Regions from separate parts of the Homo sapiens genome. Here regions 1, 2 and 4 are each linked to region 3. A link is a loop called in an ENCODE intact Hi-C map of the cell type or tissue named here. Cell type or tissue: mammary epithelial cell. All regions are shown on one strand. Links, peaks and the distances in the headings refer to the core of each region. The heading gives the core; the rest is flanking DNA. Region 1 has its middle 46 kb from the start of MC3R. Region 2 overlaps CSTF1 (cleavage stimulation factor subunit 1). Region 3 holds the start of LINC01716 (long intergenic non-protein coding RNA 1716). Region 4 has its middle 61 kb from the start of MC3R.

Region 1 (5,917 bases), core at 466-5,465, 380 kb after region 3:
TGGATGCTTCCTGCCCTTGAACATCGGACTCCAAGTTCTTCAGTTTTGGGACTTGGACTGGCTCTCCTTGATCCTCAGCCTGGAGAGGGGTTACTGTGGGATCTTGTGATGGTGTGAGTTAATACTTAAGAAACTCCCCCTTATAGATATATACTTATTCCATTAGTTCTGTCCCTCTAGAGAACCCTGACTAATATACCTAAGTTGAATTATTCATTTTTCTGCTTAGGTTTGATGAAGCAGGGACAGAGTGTAGAAATGTGATTGGACAAGAAGGGCCTGATCTAATGCCAGTAGACTGCATGGGAAAATCCAGCAAGGCCTGTCTGTGCAGATTCTTCTTGGCATCTGTGCAGCATTCCTTCCGCCAGAGTACAGGGTAGAACCCTTCTGAAATGAGGGTCTTAATTTCTCCATGGCGGTTACACAGAAAAGGAAGTTTGGCATAACATTTTCGGTTTTATGGCTGGCTTTGGAGAAAAGGGGCTCTGGTTTCTATGACCTGCCCTGGAGAAGAGGAATTCTAGCTTATATGGCTTATCTCAACAACCCTACCTGGAAATAGATTTAAATGAATAAACTCCAGAGCCCTGAGAAGACACTAGACAGCTCTTTAAGCAATCTGGTCAGCTTCTCAGCGAATGCAGTTGACCTGTGCTGGCTATCTAAAAAGTTGTTACTTTTATTTCTACTCTGGTCTGTGGCCATACCACCCTAAAACCATCCTGATCTTGTCTGATCTCATGAATTAAGCAGGGTCGGGCCTGGTGAGGAGTTGGATGGGAGACTTAAGTTCTACTCCCAGTGTTCCTCCTATTTTTCTTCTTATTTCTGGATTGATTTTGCATCTTTGTATCTTGCCAGCATGAGTATACTCTATTAACAAATACTTATTTTTTTTTCTGTTTGTAAATGGAATTATATTCATTGTAGAAAGCTGAATTCAGAGAAGTTTAGGATTAAAAATAAGTTATAATGTTGCTACATAAGTTAAATTGTGATATTTTCTTTTTAGTCTTGATTTCATGAAAAACAACATATACTTATGGCTAGAATTTATGCTTCTTCCTTGAATTTTTCTCCTGCTGTTTCCTCCTAAAAGCAGGTAGAAGCCCCTGCTCCTCCTTAACTGAGTGAGGGTGGCTAGTGGCAGGGCAGGGCAGCAGGCTAGGGTCGCCTACAGGACCCTTCTTGGGCTGCCTTTGTGTCCATATGAATGGTCATTGATGGAAGTAAGGGAGAACTTCTGCAGACTAGTGAGTGAGTGAATGCCCAGCCCTGGGGGTCCCAGAATGGCCCTAACCTGCATTCCACCTGGCAGGTATGGCAAGACCAGTTAAGGCGGTGCTTTTAAAACTGAAATATGCACATGAATCCCTAGGGCTCTGGTTGACATGCAGATTGTGATCCAGTCGTGCCCAAGTGATGCAGGTGCAGCTGGTCCGGGCCACAGGCAGCAAGTCCCCAGGGGGAGGTCCAGGTGCTGCCCATGCAGCTGGACCATGAACCACATGTACCAAGGCCCTAGGGAATGGTCCAAGGCTGGGCCCTGGGGATCCTGACCTAAAGTTTTCCCAGGCTTGTGACCTTTCCTGGCTCTCACAGAAAGACCAGAGCAGTGGATCTGACAGGACCACAGGGGTGGGGCAATGGATGTCTTGGGATAATCACTGTACACACATGAGCAAAGATACTTGGGTCTTGGATGAGACTCAGAACCTTGACAAAATTCCAGAGCATGGGAGGAGGAAGGTCTGAGGCTGATCAAGGCTGAATTTCTTAACCTTACAGGACTGGGGCTTAGAGGTAAAATTAAGTTGATTTATAGAAAATAAAGAAGTGTGCTCTTTCTTACATACATGAAACTGTGAACTAAAATTTTTAATACTATATTTATAATGTACATTTAAATTTGCATGTTGCATGTACATTTTTAAAAATTTTCCTTCCACTTATAATACTATGGACATTTTCCCAACTTATGAAATAGTCTCTGAAAATACCATTTTTTAATATTCCATTCTGTGACAGTAGGGACCTGGTCCATTGTGTTCAGTACAGTATTTGAGTACTCAGCGTAGTGCATGAGGTAGTGCATAATACATGGCAGAAGCTCAATGATTATTTATTGATTTAATGAAGTGAGGACATACCTTGATGAATGGTTTCTCTGACATTGGCCATTTAGACTATTTCTAGTTTTATAAATAATGCTATGGTAGACATCCTTGATGGAAACCTTGAATTTATCATCTTGATTATAGTGTTAGGATATTTGTAGAAGTGGATTTATTGAGTCAATGAATATTTGCAATTAAAATATTCTGCATATTTACTAAAAATTGTTAAATATCATATCAATTTATGTTTTCAGCAGCACTGCCTGGCAGTGCCCATTTTTCTTTCTTTTTTTTTTTTGAGATGGGGTCTTGCTATGTTGCCCATACTGGAGGGTAGTGGAACAACCATAGCTCAGTGCAGCTTCAACCTCCTGGGCTCAAGCAATCCTCCTGCCTCAGCCTCCAGAGTAGCTGGAAACACAGGTGCACACCACCACACCCACATAATTTTTAAAAATTTTTTGTAGAGATGGGGTCTTGCTATATTGCCCAGGCTGGTCTTGAACTCTTGGTCTCAAGTGATCCTCCTGCCTGGGACCCCCAAAGTGCTAGGAATACAGGTGTGAGCCACTGTGTTTTGCCCCCATTTTTCACGCTCTTGCCAATGCTGGGATCATCATTTTGAAAAACAGTCTTGTTAGGCATAAATTATATCTTATTTTTGTTTTAATGGACATCTCTTTGATGATTAGTGAGGCTGAGCAGTTTTTCTTGCGCTTATTGGTCTTCATATTTCTTCTTTAGTAAATGGGTCCATTTGGGGCTTCCATCCATTTTTCTGTTGGCTACACCAGCATATTTTAATTGGAGAGTTGAAGTTCGTTCATCTTTCAGTTTCTCATATGATGCCCTGGCCCGTTTGCTCTGTTAAACAACACAGAGTCTGGATATAAATGTAACTTAATATGGAGTAGGTTCTTCTTGAAACCTACACAAGGGGTTAAGTCACTGAAATACTTGAATTATAGCTCTTAAGTTTCTATAATAATAGAGGACACTAAAATAGACATTGTGGTGGAGATGAATGATTTTCCTGTGTGGTGTTGCCATCTAGTGGACCTGGGAGACAGTGTGATTACAAAAGTGGACATGAAAACGGAGCCCGTTTTACCTTATTACGTGGGGCCCAGGCTACCTTCAGTGTTCACCTGATTATTGACCCAGCCTCCCAACTGAAATTCCTGCCTTCATTCTTTCACTCCCCAATTTCAACCTTTATACTGCAGAGTGATTGTTCTAAAAGTGGATATGGATCAGTTCTGTGTTTAAATCCATTCAGTAACTCACCCCTGTACATGTGATAAAACGTTATAATCTCTTAACCTGGTTTACAAAGTCTTCCCTGATCTAGCCCAGGGGCTGGCATTTTTTTCCATGAAAGGTCAGATAATAAGTAATTTGGCTTTTTGTGCATATGGTCTCTGTTGACTGGTCACCTCTGTCACAGACCACACCTGAAAGAATGGGCACAGCTGTGTTCCAACATCACCTTATTTGCAACAGTGGGCAGCAGCCTGCCATGAATTATGAAAATACAGCAACACATTTGCTACATTATTACTGTACCTGGTGTTTAATATTGAAAGGTCAGTATGGCCAGGCAACGTATCAGAGCCCTGGCATCAGAAATGAATTGACTCACAGGTAGTAAGAAGAATTTACTGACAACAGTGTGGGTTTGAAAGGAAAGTTTCATTAGATAGAAAGCGCTGTAGCAGCATGCAGCAGAGCACTTCAGCAAGACAGGACTGAGTGTGCCGTGGTGGATTTTCCTTTGGGCTATTTATGAACCTTAAAGCGGGAACTTCAGGGTAATTTGGACCATATTAGCCACATAGGTCATGATAAATGCTTACACTTGTAGTTGCTTTGGTACCTTAATGTCAGCAAGGGTTGACATGCATGCATTCTGGAGATGTATAGAAATTCTAGTTACTTCTAAATTTTGGGGAAAGAAGCCTGGAGCCATTAGCTAAAGCAGGCATTTAGCTAATAGGAAAGTCTAATTACTTCTGAATTCATCAGATAAGGAACTTTGCCCTGGATGGTCTGCTTGATGGCCACCAGGGGGTCTTGGATCTCCTCAACTAGGAAGGAAGGTGGGTGACTAGTATGTTGTAAAAATAATTCGAGTAAATTTCCTATGGTCAAGGCTGGTTATTATCAGCATTAGGGTAGTTTAATCAGTACCCCCTGCCCAATAAGTAAACTGTCACCTTACCTCACTTATACCTTCCTCCCTCTCCCCATGATGTAGGATAATCTCTATAGGATTGTGGATTACTTTCCTGGGGTACCTGTAACAAATTCCCACAAACTGGCTTAAAACCACATAAATTTATTCTCTCGTAGTTCTGAGGTCAGAAGTCTGAGATCAAGGTACTGGCAGGCCATGCTTTTTGTGGAAGCTCTAGGAGAATCCTTCCCTGCCTCTTCTAGTGTCTCATGGCTCAGGTGTCCTTTGGCCGCTTCACTTCAGTCTCCGCCTCTGTCTTCACACAGCCTTCCTCTCTTTTCAGTGTTTTGTCTTCTGTCTCTTATAAGGACACTGCCGCTGAATTTATCCAGACAATCCAGGATAATCTCATTTTGAGATCCTTAGTTATATCTACAAAAACTCTGTTTCCAAATAAAGTCACATTCACAGATTCTGGGGGTTAGGATGAGGATAGCCAATATTTGGAGGACATTGTGTTCAGTGGACATATCTTTTTAAGGGCTGCCACTCAGCCCACTACAAATTACATTTTAAAAATTATTCTTCTCCTGTTTCCTCCCTTCTGAATGTTAGTCACCATTGAGCACTCTCTCACTATGTTCCCATTACCATGTGAAGTGCTTTTTACCTGAGTTAGTATTAGTAATTCCACTAATGTAGCCTACATGTGCCATTATATCTCACTGATTCTCTAATCAATTGCTGGAGCCCTCCTCTCTGGCTTCTTAGCAGTAGTTCTAGCACCTCCCATTGACACTCTCACTCTCTCTCACTCCCTGCCATTGGCAGAGTCCTTGCAGCTTACTTAACCCAAAGAGGGCAGGACTGGAGTCACATCAGTCCACCACTGCAGTTGCTTTTAGCTGCCACATGGTGTCACTGTTGAAGACAAGTCTGGTACAGTTTGGCGGACGCACTGTTGAAACAGTGCCCTTATAGTCTAGGTCCCTGCATCATCAAAGTGCTCTTTGTTTAGCTTCCCGAGTTGACAGTCTTTACTTTATATGAAAAATGCACAGCATGAGCTACAAAGCTATACAACTTGCTCTCCCCACACAAGAACAAGCTCTTGAGTAGAACACAGATTACCATTCATTCGTTCACAAAGGCCTGGTAGTTCTAGTCATTTGGGGTATATATCAGTGAACAAAGCAAAGGACTGCAGGCTGTGGTGGCTCATGCTTGTAATCCCAGAACTTTGAGAGACTGAGGCAGGAGGATCACTTGAGGTCAGGAGTCTGAGGCCAGCCTGGACAACATAGCAAGACCTCATCTCTAAAAAAAAAAAAAAATTAGCAAAGATCCCAACTCTTACCATAATAGCATTCTACAAGAAGACAAGAAACATAAGTAAATAAAAAGTATGTTGGAAAACGTTAAGTATTATGGAGAAAAATAATATAGCAGGGTATAAGAGATTGGGAGTGCCAGTTGGGAGAGAGAGAAGGCAGTTTCAGTGCTAAACAGAGTAGCCAGTCTTCTTGAATGAGGTAAAGGTTTGCTATGCAGATGTGTTGGGGGACAGATAGTGCAGAGACCTGAAGATTGGAGCATGCCCAGCATGTTCTAGGGACAGCAA
Region 2 (5,917 bases), core at 475-5,474, 180 kb after region 3:
CAAAGTGCCTCATGTTTAGAAGCCCCATTACTTATTTAACAATTCTTTTGTGTGTGATCTTTTTTTTTTTTTTTTAGACAGAGTCTCACTCTGTCGCCAGGCTGGAGTGCAGTGGCGTGATCTCGGCTCACTGCAACCTCCGCCTCCTGGGTTCGAGTGATTCTCCCGCCTCAGCCTCCCAAGTAGCTGGGACTACAGGTGGACACCACCACACCCAGCCAATTTTTGTATTTTTAGTAAAGACAGGGTTTCACCAGGTTGGCCAGGATGGTCTTTATCTCCTGACCTTGTGATCCACCTGCTTCGGCCTCCCAAAGTGCTGGGATTACAGGTGTGAGCCACCATGCCCGGCCTGTTTAACAATTCTTTTACTTCCTGACATTTAGTTTATATCAATTATAAGTAATGTTGTAATGAACATCCTTTGTACAGAAAGCTTTATTTCCTTAGGAGTAAATTCCTAGAGACAGAATTACTGAGACAAAGTATATGAATATCTACTTTCCAAAAGGAAGCCTTTTTATGACTATAAATTACATATTTTATGTTTAAAAGTACCAAATAAAGTATAAAAAGGAAAATAAAAACTGCCTAATAATTGCACCCATCAGAGGTAACAGTCAATACTTTGGTGAATACTCTTTCGAAATATCTAAGTGTTATGTGCTCACTTGTAAATTCTCTCTTTTTTTTTTTTTTTTGAGATAGAGTCTTACTCTGTTGCCCAGGCTGGAGTGCAATGGTGTGATCTCGGCTCACTGCAACCTCTGCCTCCTGGGTTCAAGAGATTCTCCTGCCTCAGCCTCCTGAGTAGCTGGGATTACAGGCATGTGCCACCACACTCAACTAATTTTTGTATTTTTAGTAGAGATGGGGTTTCACCATGTTGGCCAGGCTGGTCTCAAACTCCTGACCTCAGATGATCTGCCCACCTTGGCCTCCCAAAGTGCTGGGATAATAGGTGTGAGCCACAGTCCCTGGCTTCATTTGTAACTTCTTTAAGTCAGAGCATTTGTCATATACTATTAATATTCAAGCATATGTAGTGCAGATCTGTAAAGACAGAATACAGCTTAGTGGATAAAAACACAAAGTCTGTGTGGTCAGATGTGGGTTCAACACTAATGTGACCCTGGGCAAATTACTTAACATTCCTCAGCCTTAATTTTCTCATCTGTTCCATGGAGTAGTTACAGAACCTACCCCATAAGGCTGTGAGGATTAAGAATAAGAGAATGCAAAGGAGGCTCTGGAGTGCGAGTGCTCAGCCCATGTTAGCATGCATACTTATTTTTAAAGGTGTATGTTGTCCATGGATGCGTAACAGATTTCCTCAGTGCTTCTTATTGGACATTTATGCTGTTTCTAACTTTCAGCCACTCCAAATGATGTTGGGACACACATCCTTTTATGGGCATGTGCATGTCTGTCCAATTACCTCTTTAGGTTGAATTTCTAAGAGTAGATATAGTGGGTCAAAAAGCGTGTATTTAAAATTTTGATATGACACCAAACTGTGCTGAAATATTTTACCAGCTGACTCTGACCAACAAAATATGATTTCCCGAAATCTCTATCAATAGTAGATAATATAAATCTTTAAGACTCCTGAAATCTGATTAACAAAACCAGGTCCCCATATTCATTTCTTGGGTCTGCAGCAAGGCTGGCCACCTTTTCTTACATTTCCTGACCATTTTTCTCTTCTGCAGCCCCCTGTCCTTTGGCTCCTTTTTTCTCGAGTTTGGACTCATCTTTTTCCCATATGAGTTCTCTTTATAGATTAAGGATGTTAACTCAATGTCTAACATCTGTATATATGCTATAACCATTTTCTCCCAGTCCTGTATGTTATTTATATTGTTTTTAATTTTTTGCATCCCAATTTCTAAAGTTTTGATAGTTTTTCCTTTTTCATCATTTCAAAAACCCTCTGAATTCTAACTAATTATTATTATTATCATTTTTTGAGACGGAGTCTTACTCTGTCGCCCAGGCTGGAGTACAGCAGCGCAATCTCGGCTCACTGCAACCTCCACCTCCCAGGTTCAAGCTATTCTCCTGCCTCAGCCTCCCAAGTAGCTGGGACTACAGGCGCCCGCCACCAAGCCCAGCTAATTTTTGTATTTTTCATAGAGACGGGGTTTCACCATATTGGCCAGGCTGGTCTCAAACTCCTGACCTTGTGATCTGCCCACCTCGGCCTCCCAAAGTGCTGGGATTACAGGTGTGAGCCACCGCGCCTGGCCCAAATTCTAACTAATTATTAAAACTGGGAACAGAAATCTTAACATGCTGACATGACAGGCGCTTGACCTGTGAAATGAGAAAAAAGGAAAAGGGGAATCTGTGCATAAATTCAGCATAATCACATTTTTGAAAAACCACACTGCTATTCCCCACTAAAACAAGCCAATCAACCTCATACTATTATAAAACACCCAAAACATTCCTAGAGCAAATATATAAGCTATTGTCAGTAGGCTGGTGTGTATCTGTCCAGATACAGCACACTCCTTAAAACAGTTATAACTTCTATAGGGGGAGTACTTTCACATTTACCCTGATCACTTTTTTATCTTCTTTTTGCAACAAACACAACTATTATAAAGTAGTTCTTTATAATAAATACTTTTCAGAACAACTTTATACAAGTGTTTCAATGAAGTCACCAAGAATTATGATAAAAATGGCTCTTCCTAAGATTTGCTAGTGGTACCAGAAGCCAGAAAGATGGCTGGGGAAGGGAACTTTGGTTACAATGAGACAAATCTAAGGCAAGTTATGCTGCCCCCTAGTGGGTCAGATGTCACTGACTCTTCAATGCAAACTTAAACACAATCCAGTCCCTTCCAATACTGTTTTCTTGTGATTTTTTTTGAGTTATGCTCATGCCAATTTTAGTGTATGATACAAACATATCTCACAATGGAAGAAACAATCAGAAATTTTCTGGAGGTTTTCTACCAAACAACAGTCTTTGCTGCTACAAGGAACAGAAGACAGTGTTTTAACATTCATTATCAAATAACCAGACTTGGGCCCTACTAGTGATAGGATAAATTTAAATGGATTTCATTATAAAAAGACTCCACAGGCACTACTGTTACCAATGAGACCAACATACATAAATGAGAATTCAGTGGATGCAATTTTTTTCTGTCTGCTGAGCCTACTTTATATCTGCATTCAGAATTAACGTGGTTTCCTTTGCGGGCTAGGTCTGCTCTCTTAGGAATGGGATAAGATCTTCCCTCTCAGCCATTCTTTCATGAATACATATATTAATAATACTGAGATCTACTATTGGAAACTTTTCTCTGGATTGCTTTCACATTTCTGTGGGAAGAGGGCATGCCAGTCTACAAATGGATCACCAGGTTCTCAAATGTTACTTGCATGGAATCCAGCCCTAGTCCACGGTGTGAGGTGCTCAGAAGAGCAAAGAAAGCACCGTTCTATTTCCAAGTCGTGTAGCCTTGGCTAAATGACTTAACCTGTAAGTCTTGGTTTCCTCTTATCTAAGAAAGGGTAACATCTGCCTTGCTCAATGCATAGATATTGTGTTGCTCTATTGTGAGGTCTTAAAAGAGAGTTCTGGAAAGTGTAAACACTACAGAAATGTTAAGTAACATCAACGTCTCACATACCCGTGTATCTGACCAGTGTTCGTCCCGTTGATATTTCCCAAAGTTTAGCTACAGAGTCTTTTCCACTTGAGAGAATGTATTTAGAATTTTTGGAAAAAATGGCAGAACAAACTTCAGCACCGTCATGTGCTTTCTCAAAAGTTGTGATGCATCGATTTGAAACACCATCCCATAATTTGATGCAGCCGTCCTTGCTTCCAGTTACGTACATATTGGCACTAGAATTGTAATTAACGGAACATATAGCATCGGTGTGTTGATCTTGAGGATTGCAAGAGACAAAACATTGAAAGGTGTTGATATCATAAAGGCGAAGAGTAGGATGCTGAGTTCCGACAAGTATAAAGTCTCCAGAAGGATGAAAAGAGATGGAACGTAACATTTCAGCTTCCTGTTGGGACAGAGACATTAATACAAGTGACCAACTGGTGAACAATTAAATCCAGAGGAAATGTGGAAAATATCTGGCTGATGAAAAGAATCTATAAAACAATTATTAGATATTACACAGGTATCATAAGAAAAAAAGTGCTTTCTGGAACATATGAAAGTATTTTTTGAATAGATTTCCAAAACTAAATATTTACTGGTTATATTATTCCAAAAACTACAGAAGTGAGCTTCATTATTTACAAATGAACACTGAGTAAACTAAGGATGGAGTATTATCAGACAATGACACATTCATGCATGGTTAACTGAAGTACAACTTGTACCTAAGAGCTTCTTTAATTTGCTCTAGGGCTGCAAATATTGAGTGAAAAATTAAGTTTATTATTATTTTTTTCAGACAGGGTCTTGCTCTGTCGCCCAGGCTGGAGTGCAGCGGCATGGTCACAGCTCACTGCAGGCTCAACCTCTTGGGCTCAAATGATCATCCTTGCCTCCGCCTCCTGAGTAGCTGGGACTATCGGCGCGTGCCACCATGCCCAGCTGATTAAAAGAATTTTTTGTAGAGATGAGGTCTCACTACATTGCTCAGGCTGACCATAAACTTCTGGGCTCAAGTGATCCTCCCACTTTGGCTTCTCAAAGTGCTGGGATTACAGACATGAGCCACTGCAACCAGCCTAGTTTAATTATCAAACAGACAGAAGCCACAACTAAAACATTAGTATTTCTGCAATGCATATTCAAAATAGGGTACCGAATGTCACCTTGCCAGGAAATACTTAATACTTTCAAATGAACTTTTTTTTTATTCCTCTAAGTTATATATTAGTGAAGCTGGTCGTGTTTTGTTTATAACAGGGATCTACAACCTTTAGAGAGTGATATGGATTCCAAACCCTCCAAAGGGTCAGATTATAAACTCTGACCAGCCAGAGGGAGCAGGTACATGATAGCATGTGATCTATGTGCCAACAAAATCTGATCCATGTGCCATCGGGCATGCATCCTGGTCTGTACGCATCTTACAGGATGATCACTGAGACTACTTTTAAAAAGAGAATAGTTGTACAATAGCTCATTGTATTTAAGAAAAAATGTAAAGCTCCTTTCTAAAGATTCCTACCTGAATGTATTTGAAGGCTCTTTTTGCTGATGGTTTGGAATAATCAAATAATTTAAGAGTATAATCCCTTGAACCAGAAGCCAGGATCTGTTCTGTTGGGTGGAAAGCAAGGCACGTGACTTCATCCACATGGTCATAAAGAGTTCGAATCACTGGGTGGTTTTCCATATTTTGTTGTGCGGTCTCATTCATCATGACCTAGACCAACAAGAAGAGATGCTCAAGGCACAGAATGTGTCTGAATCCAAGTGCACAATCCACAACTGTAGCAAACTAAAGCTGGTTTCAACCATACTCTCATTTTTCCAAAAATGAAAAACAGAAGGCAATCAATAAGTATGTGACTGGAATTTTTACCTCTATTGGCATGGCACTTTTGGCCAACATCCTCTCTGTGTCAAGTATCTTTATCGAAGCATCAGCAGACCCAGTAGCTATTAACTGTCCATCTCTACTATAGGTAGCTACACGGCATGGTCCTTTATGTGATGTGACATAGCATGTTTCGTACTCAGAAGCCTCTGGGGACATAGTCTGAACATCTGCATCAAATTCCAGGTCAATCCCTGTGCCAGGGGCAACAGTATCTGAACGACCAATTGCATACTGAACTGCGGTGTCATCGTTTTCCATTCCTGAAAGAAATCAAAATTAAGGGCGTAACAAAACAAGTGTTTTTTCTTAAAAAGGCCAAGATAAAATTCTAGATCCAAACTGGAAAGATGCTCACCAGTGTCAACCTCCTATTTCT
Region 3 (5,917 bases), core at 439-5,438:
CAGATGTGTGCAGCAGGTGCATTTTGTTATGGTTTACAGGTTGTGGGGTGTCAGTAAGTAAAGTATGAATGTGTAGATCCTACAAAGATCTTCAACTGATCTTGAGGGGTTGGAAATAAGTCTAAGGCAGACATGAGTTACTGTGGGAGATAAAAGATGACCCCTGGTTCCAAAGAACCTAGAAACAATGTGGACAGGAAAGAAAACAGCTAAGTTCATCATCCTTTATCCCCTCACTTCTCCATCCATGGAGAACTGTTTTCCCAGGTCCAGCCTGCCTTCTGCGAAAGGATTCCTCTTTTTTCACATACCCAGGCCTAGTTAGAAATGCTCCCGAGGGAGTGTCCACAGGGGTTGGGGCGCAGGGAGGGATGCCCCAGGCTGGTCTCTTCGAGTGGATGCCAGGTAGTCCCGCAGTCAGACACTCGGGAGGGCCGGCCAGTGGTCGGCGTCGGGTTGTGGACCTGCATCTGCCGGGGATCCAGGCCTAGGTAGCCTCTCAGTGATGTTTCCCCCCAACCCACCCACCTTGTTCTTTTTGACGCTCTCAGGGGCTCCTGGAGCAGACTTTTTGTTCTGAATTAAATGGTGGTTTTGCCAGCAACCTTCAGGGCTGGGGTATTTCCAGCAAGGGATGCCCCGACTCCTCTTCCCACGGGTGTACTGTGGACGGAGAAGACACAGCCCAGGTGCAGTCAGGTCTCTTCCCCTCACACTGGAGCCACTGGGCCTTCCCTCCTCCATTTCTACAGCAGAGAAGGGTGGGAGCAGCTGTGGGATGGGGGTGGCCACCCCAAATAACTGCAGTGATAACAATAATATAAATGAAACAAAATTAGGCGAGGCTGTGTTCAAAGTGAGAAGGAAAAGACCCTTATTTGGGCCCTAACCGTGCCAAGGTTCTGAAGCAGGAGCTTCGGCTGCTTGAATAAACCCTGTGGGTGCCCAGTGCCCACTGTCCTGAATCCTTCATTTCCCTTGCCAAAAAGCAATGCATGAGGGTCGTTGGTTCTCTCTAGAACACAGAGAAGTAAACTCTGAAGACGGCCCTCCTAAAGATCTGTCCTTTCTTACACCCTTTATTAACCCTCCTGAGAAGCTCAAATGTTCTTGTAATGCCACACGGGACCAGCTGTGAGCGCAGGGTCTGGAGGCCAGTGGAGACAGGGCAAGTCCTCACCCACCCCTCCCAGCCTTGCGCATGTCACGTCACCTCCCTGAGCCTCAGAGTCCTCATTTGCAAAATGGAAATAAACCTCCCTGCAAGGCTGCTGGGATGATGAAATGAGGTAAGGTTATAAAATACATACCTCTGTGGTCACACTATGAAAATGAGCACTTTGGTCAGAAGAAGCTCTTTGGACAGATGGCCACGACCTCAGACACACAGTTCCCCAGTAGGGAGCAGCTACTGAAAATTGCTGAGTGACCCTGGGCCGGGCCCCACCTCTTTCAGGATCTCAGCTTCCTCTCCTGTAAAGCAAAAAATTGCTGGGCGAGAGCTCCACTAAATTCCTGAAATTCTGTACACCTGGGACATGACCTGGAGCACACAGCCCCGCTCACAGGCTCTCTGGATGCCTGTTCATCAGCAGGAAGAAGGAGCTGGGCTTCCAAAGCACCATGGCTTCTGTCCTCACTGGCCGTTTCTGCATCTCATTCTGGGGTGCCTGCCTGGCACCTCCGGCCCTAACACTGTCCAGCCTTCCGCTGGAGCTAGAGCCTTGGGCTCACTGCTGACCTGGGGAGTGGAAGTCCTGCATTTTGAACAGAGCCTTGAGAATTCTTGCTTTCTTTCTTTTATTATTATTATTTTTTTGAGACGGGGTTTCGCTGTTGTTGCCCAGGCTGGAGTACAATGGCACAATCTCAGCTCACCACAACCTCCGCCTCCCGGGTTCAAGTGATTCTCCTGCCACAGCCTCCCAAGTAGCTGGGACTACAGGCATGCACCACTATGCCCAGCTAATTTTGTGTTTTTAGTAGACACGGGGCTTCTCCATGTTGGTCAGGCTGGTCTCAAACTCCCGACCGGTGATCCGCCTGCCTTGGCCTCCCAGAGTGCTGGGATTACAGGTGTGAGCCACTGTGCCTGGCCCGAGAAATCTTGCTTTCTACCTGCTTTTCTCTGAGCCTCAGTTTCTTCCTCCCTAAGATAAGGTGGTTAGACATTTACTTATTATAATTTTTTTTTTTTAATAGAAATGGAGGTCTCACCATGATGCCCAGACTGGTCTCAAACTCCTGGCCTCAAGCAATCCTCTCCCAAAGTGCTGGGATTACAAGTGTGAGCCACTGTACCCAGCCCCTATTTTTTTTGTTTGTTTGTTTGTTTGAAACGGAGTCTCACTCTGTCACCCAGGCTGGAGTGCAGTGGTGCGATCTCGGCTCACTGCAATCTCTGCCTCCCGGGTTCAAGCAATTCTCCTGCCTCAGCCTCTTGAGTAGCTGGGACTTCAGGCACACGCCGCCACACTCAGCTAATTTTTTTTTTTTTTTTTTTAGAGATGGGGTTTCACCATATTGCCCAGGCTGGTCTCAAACTCCTGAGCTCAGGCAACCTGCCCGCCTCGGCCTCCCAAAATGCTGGAATTACAGGCTTGAGCCACTGCGCCTGGCCTTTTATTTATTATTTTTTTGAGACAGAGTCTCACTCTGTCGCCAGGCTGGAGTGCAGTGGTGCGATCTCAGCTCACTACAACCTCCACCTCCTGGGTTCATGCCATTTTCCTGCCTCAGCCTCCCAAGTAGCTAGGATTACAGGTGCCCGCCACCATGCCTGGCTAATTTTTTGTATTTTTAGTAGAGACGGGGTTTCACCGTGTTAGCCAGGATGGTCTCGATCTCCTGACCTCGTGATCCGCCTGCCTCGGCCTCCCAAAGTGCTGGGATTACAGGCGTGAGCCACTGCACCTGGCTGACAGCTGCCATTTCTTACTGGGTCTTCACTGTGAGAGATGAGTGTGTTGCTGTCCCCATGAGTCGGATACAGAACCTGAATCCTCTTTGGTCATATGGCTGGGAGTGCAGGAACCGGGACTTGAACTCAGGCCTATAGACCCTGAACTTTGGTGGGAGGAGAGACCTGGGTCCAAATCCTGTCTCCACAAGTACACGGAGCCCTGGGAAAGCAAGATGGGAGATGTGCAGTCCTTAGGTTTGGCCACATGATGGCAAGCTGACCCCAGGCATGTGTTCCTAGGCCTTGCCATCAAAGAGGCACAAATGTGTGTTGACTCCCCAGCCCATACCTTATTTTCTCTCTCCAGTCCTGAATCTGGTTTTGCAGGGATTGCAATGATCTTTAAAATAAAATAAAATAAAATAAAATAAGATCAGGGATTATGTTAAAGTCTCTCGGGACTTCTCATCATATTGAGAATAAAATCAACAAATCCAGGTAAGACCTGGCCCCTGCACACCCTTCCTCCTCCACGTTCTTCCATCCTGCAGGCAGCCTGCCTGCTCCGGGACAACTGTGGGTGAGCAATGGCTCAGCTGGCTCAACTGATAAATTTGGAGGTTGGGCCCTGGGTGGTCCAGGGATTCTCCCATCCTGCCATCCTATAGTTCCATGATTTGGAGACTGAGAGTCTTGTGTATGCTGATAAAATTAACCGCTCCAGGCCAATAACATGAAACTTGAAGCTCTGGTTTGAGAGTGATTTCATTCGTTCATTCATTTATTCATCAAAGTCTTTTTTTTTTTTTTTGAGACTGAGTTTTGCTCTTGTCGCCCAGGCTGGAGTGCAATGGCGTGATCTTGGCTCACTGCAACCTCCGTCTCCTGGGTCCAAGCAATTCTCCTGCCTCAGCCTCCCAAGTAGCTGGGACTACAGGCATGCCCCACCATGCCCAGCTAATTTTTTTTTTTTTTTTGAGACGGAGTTTTGCTCTTGTTGCCCAGGCTGGAGTGCAATGGCGCAATCTCGGCTTACTGCAACCTCCGCCTCCCAGGTTCAAGCGATTTTCCTGCCTCAGCCTCCTGAGTAGCTGGGACTACAGGCATGTGCCACTACGCCTGGCTAATTTTGTATTTTTAGTGGAGATGGGATTTCTCCATGTTAGTCAGGCTGGTCTCGAACTCCTGACCTCAGGTGATCTGCCCACCTCAGCCTCCTAAAGTGTTGGGATTACAGGCGTGAGCCACCCCGCCTGGCCTAATTTTTGCATTTTTAGTAGAGATGGGGTTTCACTATGTTGGCCAGGCTGGTCTTGAACTCCTGACCTCAGGTGATTCACCTGCCTAGGCCTCCCAAAGTTCTGGGATTACAGGCGTGAGCCACCACGCCCAGCCATTTATTCATCAAATATTGATCTATCTCCTCCTCTGTGCCCAGCACTTGGGATACCATTAATAGTGGTGCAGAAAGATGTCAAGAGGAGGTCACAGCCACACTCCAGCTCCAGCCGTGTCCTCAGGCCACCCCAAATAACTGTAGTGATAACAATAACATAAATGAAACAAAATTAGGCAAGGCTGTGTTCAAACTTCAGGAGATGGGTTATGATTTAATTTTTGAAAGGCAGAAGCCAATTCTGTAATCTATCATTGGAATAACTGACCACTCATAGAAGAAGGAGGAGGAAGAAGGAGGAGTAGGAGGAGGAGGAGGGCAAGGGGAAGGGGCAGGGGAAGAGGAAGGGAGGAAGAGGACGACGCCAGGTGTGAGCCACCACCCAGCACTTTGAGAGGCTGAGGTGGGTGGATCACTTGAGGTCTGGGGGTGGCACTGGAGGTGGGAGAGGCAGGGAGGGGCTGGCTGGGAAGGGCTGTGTAAACCAAGTTAAGGAGGTTAGCTTCACCTGAAGAGCAATAGGGAGCGTGAAATGGTTTTAAGCAAGGGACTGGCTTGATTTGATTTTTATTCTAGAAAGATCTCAATGGCAGCAGCGTGAAAAATGGGGGCTGTCGATCACTTAGGAGGCTGTCACAGTGTCCAGGCAGGAGCTGATGGTGGCCTGGCCTAGGGTGGCAATGTGAGGATGGAAAAAGTGAGGTCTGAGGAGGGGAGGGTTTAGGGAGGAGGAGGAGGGAATCAAGCTTGGCAGCCAGGCACCAGGTGGAAGGGTGGCACCAGTGCCGGCTCCAAGGGAGACTGGGAGCAAACCAATGTGGAAGGCCCTGGACAGTCTGATTTAGGAAACACTAAGTGTGGAATGCCCAAGAGACAGAACAGGGGTATCCAGCAGGCCACGGACATGTGAGTTGACAGCAAGACCAGAGATGCAATATGGGAGTCTCAGCTTCTAGATTATGTTAAAAACCTTGGCCATGGATGAGACCATCCCATGAGAGTCTAGCTAGAGGGGGACCCAGGGCTTAGCCATGCAGAAAGCCAACATTCAGAGAACAGAAAGAGGAAAAGTTGGAAATGAAGACTGAGAAGAGATGGCCAGGGAGGAGGTGGGAAAGCCATGAGCGTGTTCCAGGAGAGGAGGGAGGAGAGCGCCCTGGGTCCGAGGAAGGAGGCAGGAGGATCAGAGGGAGGAGGCAGGAGGGTCAGAGGGAGGAGGCGGGAAAGCCATGAGCGTGCCCCAGGAGGGGAAGCAGGGGAGCACCCTGGGTCAGCTGCGTCAAGTGCAGCTGGGAAGACCCATCCCGCGAGGACATGGAAGTGCCTGTTGTACTGTGCACCGGGTATTCCTGGTGACCTTGACAAGAGTGAATCTGAGAGGAGGGACAGTGGGTGCCAAAGCCAGCTGGAAGTGGGCTGGAGAATGGACGGGAATTGAGGAAAGGAGGCAGGGGGTGCTGAGAAGTTTGTCTCTGAGGAAAAGCAGGAAAAAAGGTGGAGGGGGTGGTCGGAGGGGTTTCTGTTTTTGTTTTAATCTAGAAGCAGGTCTGTACACTGCTGAGTCACAAGGGAGAGGGAGAGATGGATGAGTCAGGAGAGGGAGAGGATCATTAGAGACT
Region 4 (5,917 bases), core at 531-5,530, 390 kb after region 3:
ACTACAAACATCGATTCAATCCAAGCCAATTCGTTATTTTTTTCTCTATGTGCCAGACCCCATACTAGATGCTATAATAACAAAATCTCCATTTTTATTTTTATTTATTTATTTTTGAGTAGGAATCTCACTCTGTCACCCAGGCTGGAGTGCAGTGGCGTGATCTCATGTTCACTGCAACCTCGCCTCCTGGGTTCAAGCGATTCTTCTGCCTCAGCCTCCTGAGTAGCTTCTGGGTGTGGTGGCTCATGCCTGTAATCCCAGCACTTTGGGAGGCCGAGGTGGGTGGATCGTCTGATGTCAGCAGTTTGAGACCAGCCTGGCCAACATGGTGAAACCCTGTCTCTACTAAAAATACAAAAATTAGCCAGGCATGGTGGTGTGCACCTGTAATCCCATTTCTACTTTTGTTGCCTACAAAAGATGTAGATTCAAGTTACAAAGGGACTGTGTGACCTTGGGGAAGTTGCTTAAACTCTCTGAGGCTTAAATTCCTGACTCACAGATGTTCTGTTTAAAGTAAATGAGATGATGTATATAAACATTTAATGTAATTGTAACGTAAATCTGTAAATAGTCAACACTAGGTAAACTGACCGGATTTTTCCTAGACCTCTCCAACATGTGGGTCTAATGGGGTCATGACAACAATTCCAACTTAGCCCTTGTCCTGATACAGGGCCTCCAGCCACTGATAAAGGTCTGTCCCCAGTAAGTTTATTTCCAATTAGTTTTCCTTTAGCTCATTCTTAAGAATAACCATTACCATTTATTGACAGCACTATGGACATAATCTCATTTAATATTCACAACCACCCCATGAGGATGCTGAAGAGGTGACTGAGGTACAGAAAGATGAGGTAACGTGCCCAAAGTCACCTGCCTCAAACGCATCAGAGATAGGATTTGATCCCAGGCATTGGAGACCCCTGACACTGTCCTTTTTTTTTCTTTCCCAACATATATTGCTACATCTTTTAAACAAATTTAATTTCAATAGTTTTTGGGGGTACAGGTGGTTTTTGGTTACATGGATAATTTCTTTAGTGGTGACTTCTGGGATTTTGGAGTACCCGTCTCTGAAGCAGTGCACACTGTACCCAGTATGTAGTCTTTTATCTCTCACCCCTCTCTCACCCTTCCCCCCGAGTCCCCAGAGTTCACTATATCACTATGTTTTTGCATCCTCATAGCTTAGCTCCCACTTATAAGTGAGAATGTGTATATTTATTTTTTCACTCTTGAGTTACTTAACTTAGAATAATGGCCTCCAGCACCATCCAAGTTGCTGCAGAGGCCATTATTCCATTCCGTTTTATGGCTGAGTAGTATTCCATGGTGTATACATACCACATTTTCTTTCTGTTTTTTTTTTTTTTTTGAGATGGAGTTTTGCTCTTGTTGCCTAGGCTGGAGTACAATGGCACGAGCTCAGCTCACCGCAAACTCTGCCTTCTGGGTTCAAGTGATTCTTCTACCTCAGTCTCCCAAGTAGCTGGGATTATAGGCATGCACCACCATGCCCGGCAAATTTTTTTTTTTTTTTTTTTTTTTTTTTGAGACGGAGTCTCGCTCTGTCGCCCAGGCTGGAGTGCAGTGGCGGGATCTCGGCTCACTGCAAGCTCCGCCTCCCGGGTTCACGCCATTCTCCCGCCTCAGCCTCCCAAGTAGCTGGGACTACAGGCGCCCGCCACTACGCCCGGCTAATTTTTTTGTATTTTTAGTAGAGACAGGGTTTCTCCATGTTGGTCAGGCTGGTCCCAAACTCCCGACCTCAGGTGATCCACCCGCCTCGGCCTCCCAAAGTGCTGGGATTACAGGCGTGAGCCACCGCCCCTGGCCTATACCACATTTTCTTTATCCACTCGTTGGTCGATGAGCATTTAGGTTGGTTCCATATCTTTGCAATTGTGAATTGTGCTATAAACATGCATGTGCCTGTGTCTTTTTCATATTGGACTTCTTTTCTTCTGGGTAGATACCCAGTAGTGGGATTGCTGAATCGAATAAGGAATCGCCATACGGTTTTCCATAGTGTTTGTAGCAATTTACATTCCCAACAGCAGTGTAAAAGCGTTTCCTTTTCACCACGTTCACGCCAACGTCATCCCTCACCTGTCGCGTATCAGGGCTGCTCCACTGCAAACTTCTGTGCAGGAAATGATTTGAGGTTCTGGAATGACCTACGGGAGAGCCACTTCTCGAACCCAAGTCTCTGGCTCCTTGTCTGGTGCTCACTCCATTGCCTCATTCTGTCCTGTCACATTGGAATACGGCATTCGAAGGGCCATTTGGTGGCTTGGTCTCATCCGCCACTATTTGCCTTGTGCTAATTGCCATTTCCCATTGCTTCTGAGCTGTGCCGACCAGACTGGAAGGGTAAACTCCAGCTTATGAAACGTTCCTTGGAGGGGCATCAATTCGTTTTACTGAGAGCAGCCCCAAATATTTGACCAAGTTTTCTTTTGAGCTCTGGGATTCCTCTTAAATGTAGAAACATTCCTAATGGAGTTTCCTCTGCATGAAGGAAAACCAGATTTGTCTGGAAAGTCATTTAATGTCTAACCAGCGTGCAAACCCTCCACTCCAGACTTCCTTCCTGTCTGCAAAATCTCCTTTCCGTAAGGAGATGAGCTTTCTCATTTGGCTGACATCAAAATGAGACAGGATTTGGTGCCACCTTCTGGCCCAGTCACTTCTCTGACTCTTTGGGAATTGTTGGTGAGCACCCCTGAGAGAGGACAGCCTTTTCGTTATTAATGAGGGTGGGTGCTGGTGAGCGTGGGCAATTAGGGGAGACAGTCAGCTGCACACTTGGCTAGACTCCGGCTTCGATGTGTTTAAATTATGCAGGTGTGCTTCTTAATTAACAAGGCATTTTGCCAGAGGGAAAAAAACAACTGAATCTCTGCAATGTGCTTTCTGCCTCAGGGGGTGGCTGGTAGTCTTTTTACACTAAGTAGGTTGGCCTCTAAAGGCTTCCTACTTAAAAAAAAATGGAAAAAGTATTTGTTGATCCTCTATCAGCAGAGGAGAGGAAATGAGTCTGTTGTATCAAAGAAGGATAACTGGTGATAACTTTCATTTTTCACATTCTAATGGCTTCATGGTCACGCTCCTCATTAAAATGTGAAAGGCAAGAGCTGGTGGCTGGGGAGTTAATTACTGATCTGAGATAGTTTCAGCAAACATTGTAAGGAACTTGCCTAGTTACAGATAATGACAATAATTGATAGCTGGGATAAGGTGGTTTTATACAATGGAAATTCCGTCTGTAAACAATAACATCCATCTATTTCTAGAAAGTGAAAGGATTCAGAAGACTTGGCATAGATTATCCTGTCGCAGGCAGATGTGGCTCACAGAGTCACGTGTCGCAAAGTGAAGACAGGGGCTAAGATTTGTGCCAAAAAGCCCACTTGAATCTTCTTTAATCTCAGTTACTGGACTTGCCCTGATAGGATAATGTAATTCAGTCTCCAATTTGTCTTTCAGGTATAAATATAATGTCAAATATTAGCAGAAACATAATTAGAGAATAAAAAATTAGATGGTAGGTGGGATTTTAGGGGCTTATCCCGAAAAGCTCAAAGAGGATGAAAACAGGGCTGCTGTGTACAGGTGTATAGGTTTCACACTGTCCAACTCCAGAGGGCACCATGCTTACAATGAGTGTCTTGGATTTGTATAATATATTTGTTAGGACAATTTTTCTGATGAATGGCAGTAAAATATCTGTGGGGGAAGGAACACTTTTATCTTATTTGCACAAATATGCCAGAACTAGGCCAGGGGCCACCCTGGGCAGTACTGTACCCATAAGGGGTTGAAAATTCATGTCCCAAGGGCAGAATGTGGCCCATACTTGTTTGTTTAAACTACAGAGCGTAGGCCTGCATGGCATTAAAAAAATGAAGCTTTGAATTGTTTGCCAACATTTAAAAATCAGATACGTTTGCATAAAAATCTGGATTTCTGGTTTCTGTCAGAAAAGAGATTTTTTGGGAACTTGATTTCCTGCATACAATTCATAGCTCTAGCTGGTATTAAAGTTTCCCTTTCATTCAGGACAGGAGCTCTCCAGTTTGCCATAAATCCCCACCATGCCTTACAGTATCTAGAACAGGGAGGACCAACGTCATTCTTTAATATTTTACTTACATTTATTTTCTTCATAGAATTAAGAGGAAAGTGATATCATTCTTTATCTATGTCTTCATAAAAAGTTTGAAAACAAAAGGTAGAAGAAGAGGACATAGGTTTAAAAAAAAAACAAGTGTTAGGGAGCATATCTTTTATTGAAGGGGAAAATATTCCTATGTGTTTAATATACAAAATGTGTCTGTGTCAAATGACTAAGATACCTAGCTGGCCCCAGTTGGCATTTGAGTTTGTTACCTCTGCAGTGAAAAGGCCTATGAAAATGTAGTTTAAGAGACACTTTTTTTTTTTTTTTTGTAGACAGAGTCTTGCTCTATCACTCAGGCTAAAGTGCAATGGTGCCATCTTGGCTGACTGCAACCTCTGCCTCCTGGGCTCAAGCAATTCTCCTGCCTCAGCCTCCTGAATAGGTGGGATTACAGGCACGTGCCACTGCACCCGGCTAATATTTGTATTTTTAGTAGAGACAGGGTTTCACCATGTTGGCCAGGCTGGTCTTGAACTCCTGACCTCAGGTGATCCACCTGCCTCGGCCTCCCAAAGTGCTGGGTTTACAGGCGTGAGCCACCGCGCTGGGGCCTTAAGAGACTCTTGATGGAAAAACCTGAGAAAAAGGAGCAAAACACCTTGCTGGGAAAACTTGTTCCAATAGCACTTCTGAAATCACATGCTGCATCCTGATGTATGTTCCCAGTCACTGGGGAAAGTCTGGAGAATGGGATCCTCATGACACCCAGGTGTCATGTTTAAAGGGAGGGATTCTGTCCTGTATGTCCCCAGCACCCTATCATCTGAGCATGCGTCCCTTTGTTTGGTCATTGCCTGTGCCAGTGACTTTGGGGGGCAGCTATCATGTTTCCTGCTGCTCCTGACAGCTGAGCGCAGAGCTTGGTGCCTAGTAGACATTCACTCAAAACCATTTACTGTGTCATCTACGGATAACCAGCATCATGAATAGAAGCAGGAAAGAGGCTGTTGATGGTGCCTGGACCTGCAGCAGAGTCAGTGGGGAGAGGAGAACTGTTTCATTTGGAATTCTTGGGTTGCAAGCAATGGGGACCAATCTGGGGTAATTTATGCATGGTAGGAAGGTATCTGAGGGTTATGGAGTGGATTAATCCATTCTTGCACTACTATAAAGAAATACCTAAGACTGGGTAATTTATAAAGAAAAGAGGTTTAATTGGCTCACAGTTTTGCACGCTGTAAAGGAAGCATGATGTTGTCATCTTCTTGGCTTCTGGGCAGACCCCAGGAAACTTACAATCATGGTGGAAGGCAAATGGGGAGTGAGGCATTTCACATTGTGGGAACAGGAGCAAGAAGGAGAGAAGTGGGAGGTGCTACACACTTTTAAACAACCAGACCCCATGCGAACACACTCACCATCATGATGACAGTACCAAGGGGGATAATGTTAGACCATTCAGGAGAAACCACCCCTATGATTCAATCATCTCCCACCAGGCCCCACCTCCCACGTTAAGGATTACAATTCAACAGATTTGGTGGGGACACAGATCCAAATCATAATGTGTGGTGTTCCTAGAATAAAAGGAAACTCTATAGGACCTTTGTTTTGGACAGAATGGGTCCCAGGCAGCTATGGGTGTACAGTTAGCAGGGACCAATGCTTCAGGATTCTGCCTTATCAGGATCTATGGGCTCTGTTTTCTGCCGTTGGGTCATTTGACTCAAGAGCTGAGAGAAACAGAGACTCCTTGGCTGTAGTCGGTGTCACTCACCCACCTCTTGG

What was found. Hi-C counts contacts between places; a loop is a spot of excess contacts. Peaks named below come from ENCODE experiments on the same cell type or tissue, not always from the same donor. Only the 100,000 strongest peaks of a DNase experiment are listed, where the experiment ranks them.
Region 1: it touches region 3 in a loop (15-fold over the local background); 3 of 110 quality-filtered maps call a loop at or near these places.
Region 2: a loop joins it to region 3, with 22 times the contacts of the local background. A loop is called at or near these places in 17 of 110 quality-filtered maps.
Region 4: a loop joins it to region 3, with 9 times the contacts of the local background. A loop is called at or near these places in 2 of 110 quality-filtered maps.

The regions. Positions count from the first base shown.
Region 1 is chr20:56,199,953-56,205,869 of GRCh38, reverse strand. It overlaps the pseudogene RNA5SP487. Among named protein-coding and RNA genes, the nearest start is that of MC3R, 46 kb to the left of the region's middle. In mammary epithelial cell, for the core only: CTCF peaks have their summits at 3,183 (motif pointing left) and 5,202 (motif pointing right); no DNase peak of the experiment used is centred there.
Region 2 is chr20:56,397,091-56,403,007 of GRCh38, reverse strand. It overlaps CSTF1 (cleavage stimulation factor subunit 1), which reads right to left. Exons shown (of 6, transcript NM_001324.3): 3 at 5,524-5,801; 4 at 5,167-5,364; 5 at 3,651-4,041. Among named protein-coding and RNA genes, the nearest start is that of CSTF1, 7.4 kb to the right of the region's middle. In mammary epithelial cell, for the core only: a CTCF peak has its summit at 2,800 (motif pointing left); no DNase peak of the experiment used is centred there.
Region 3 is chr20:56,574,947-56,580,863 of GRCh38, reverse strand. LINC01716 (long intergenic non-protein coding RNA 1716) reads right to left here and starts at 3,301. Exons shown (of 6, transcript NR_136537.1): 1 at 3,252-3,301; 2 at 2,914-3,122; 3 at 1,311-1,473; 4 at 529-663. In mammary epithelial cell, for the core only: a CTCF peak has its summit at 3,167 (motif pointing right); no DNase peak of the experiment used is centred there.
Region 4 is chr20:56,184,784-56,190,700 of GRCh38, reverse strand. No RefSeq gene overlaps it. Among named protein-coding and RNA genes, the nearest start is that of MC3R, 61 kb to the left of the region's middle. In mammary epithelial cell, for the core only: a CTCF peak has its summit at 2,687 (motif pointing left); no DNase peak of the experiment used is centred there; H3K27me3 peaks cover 120 bases.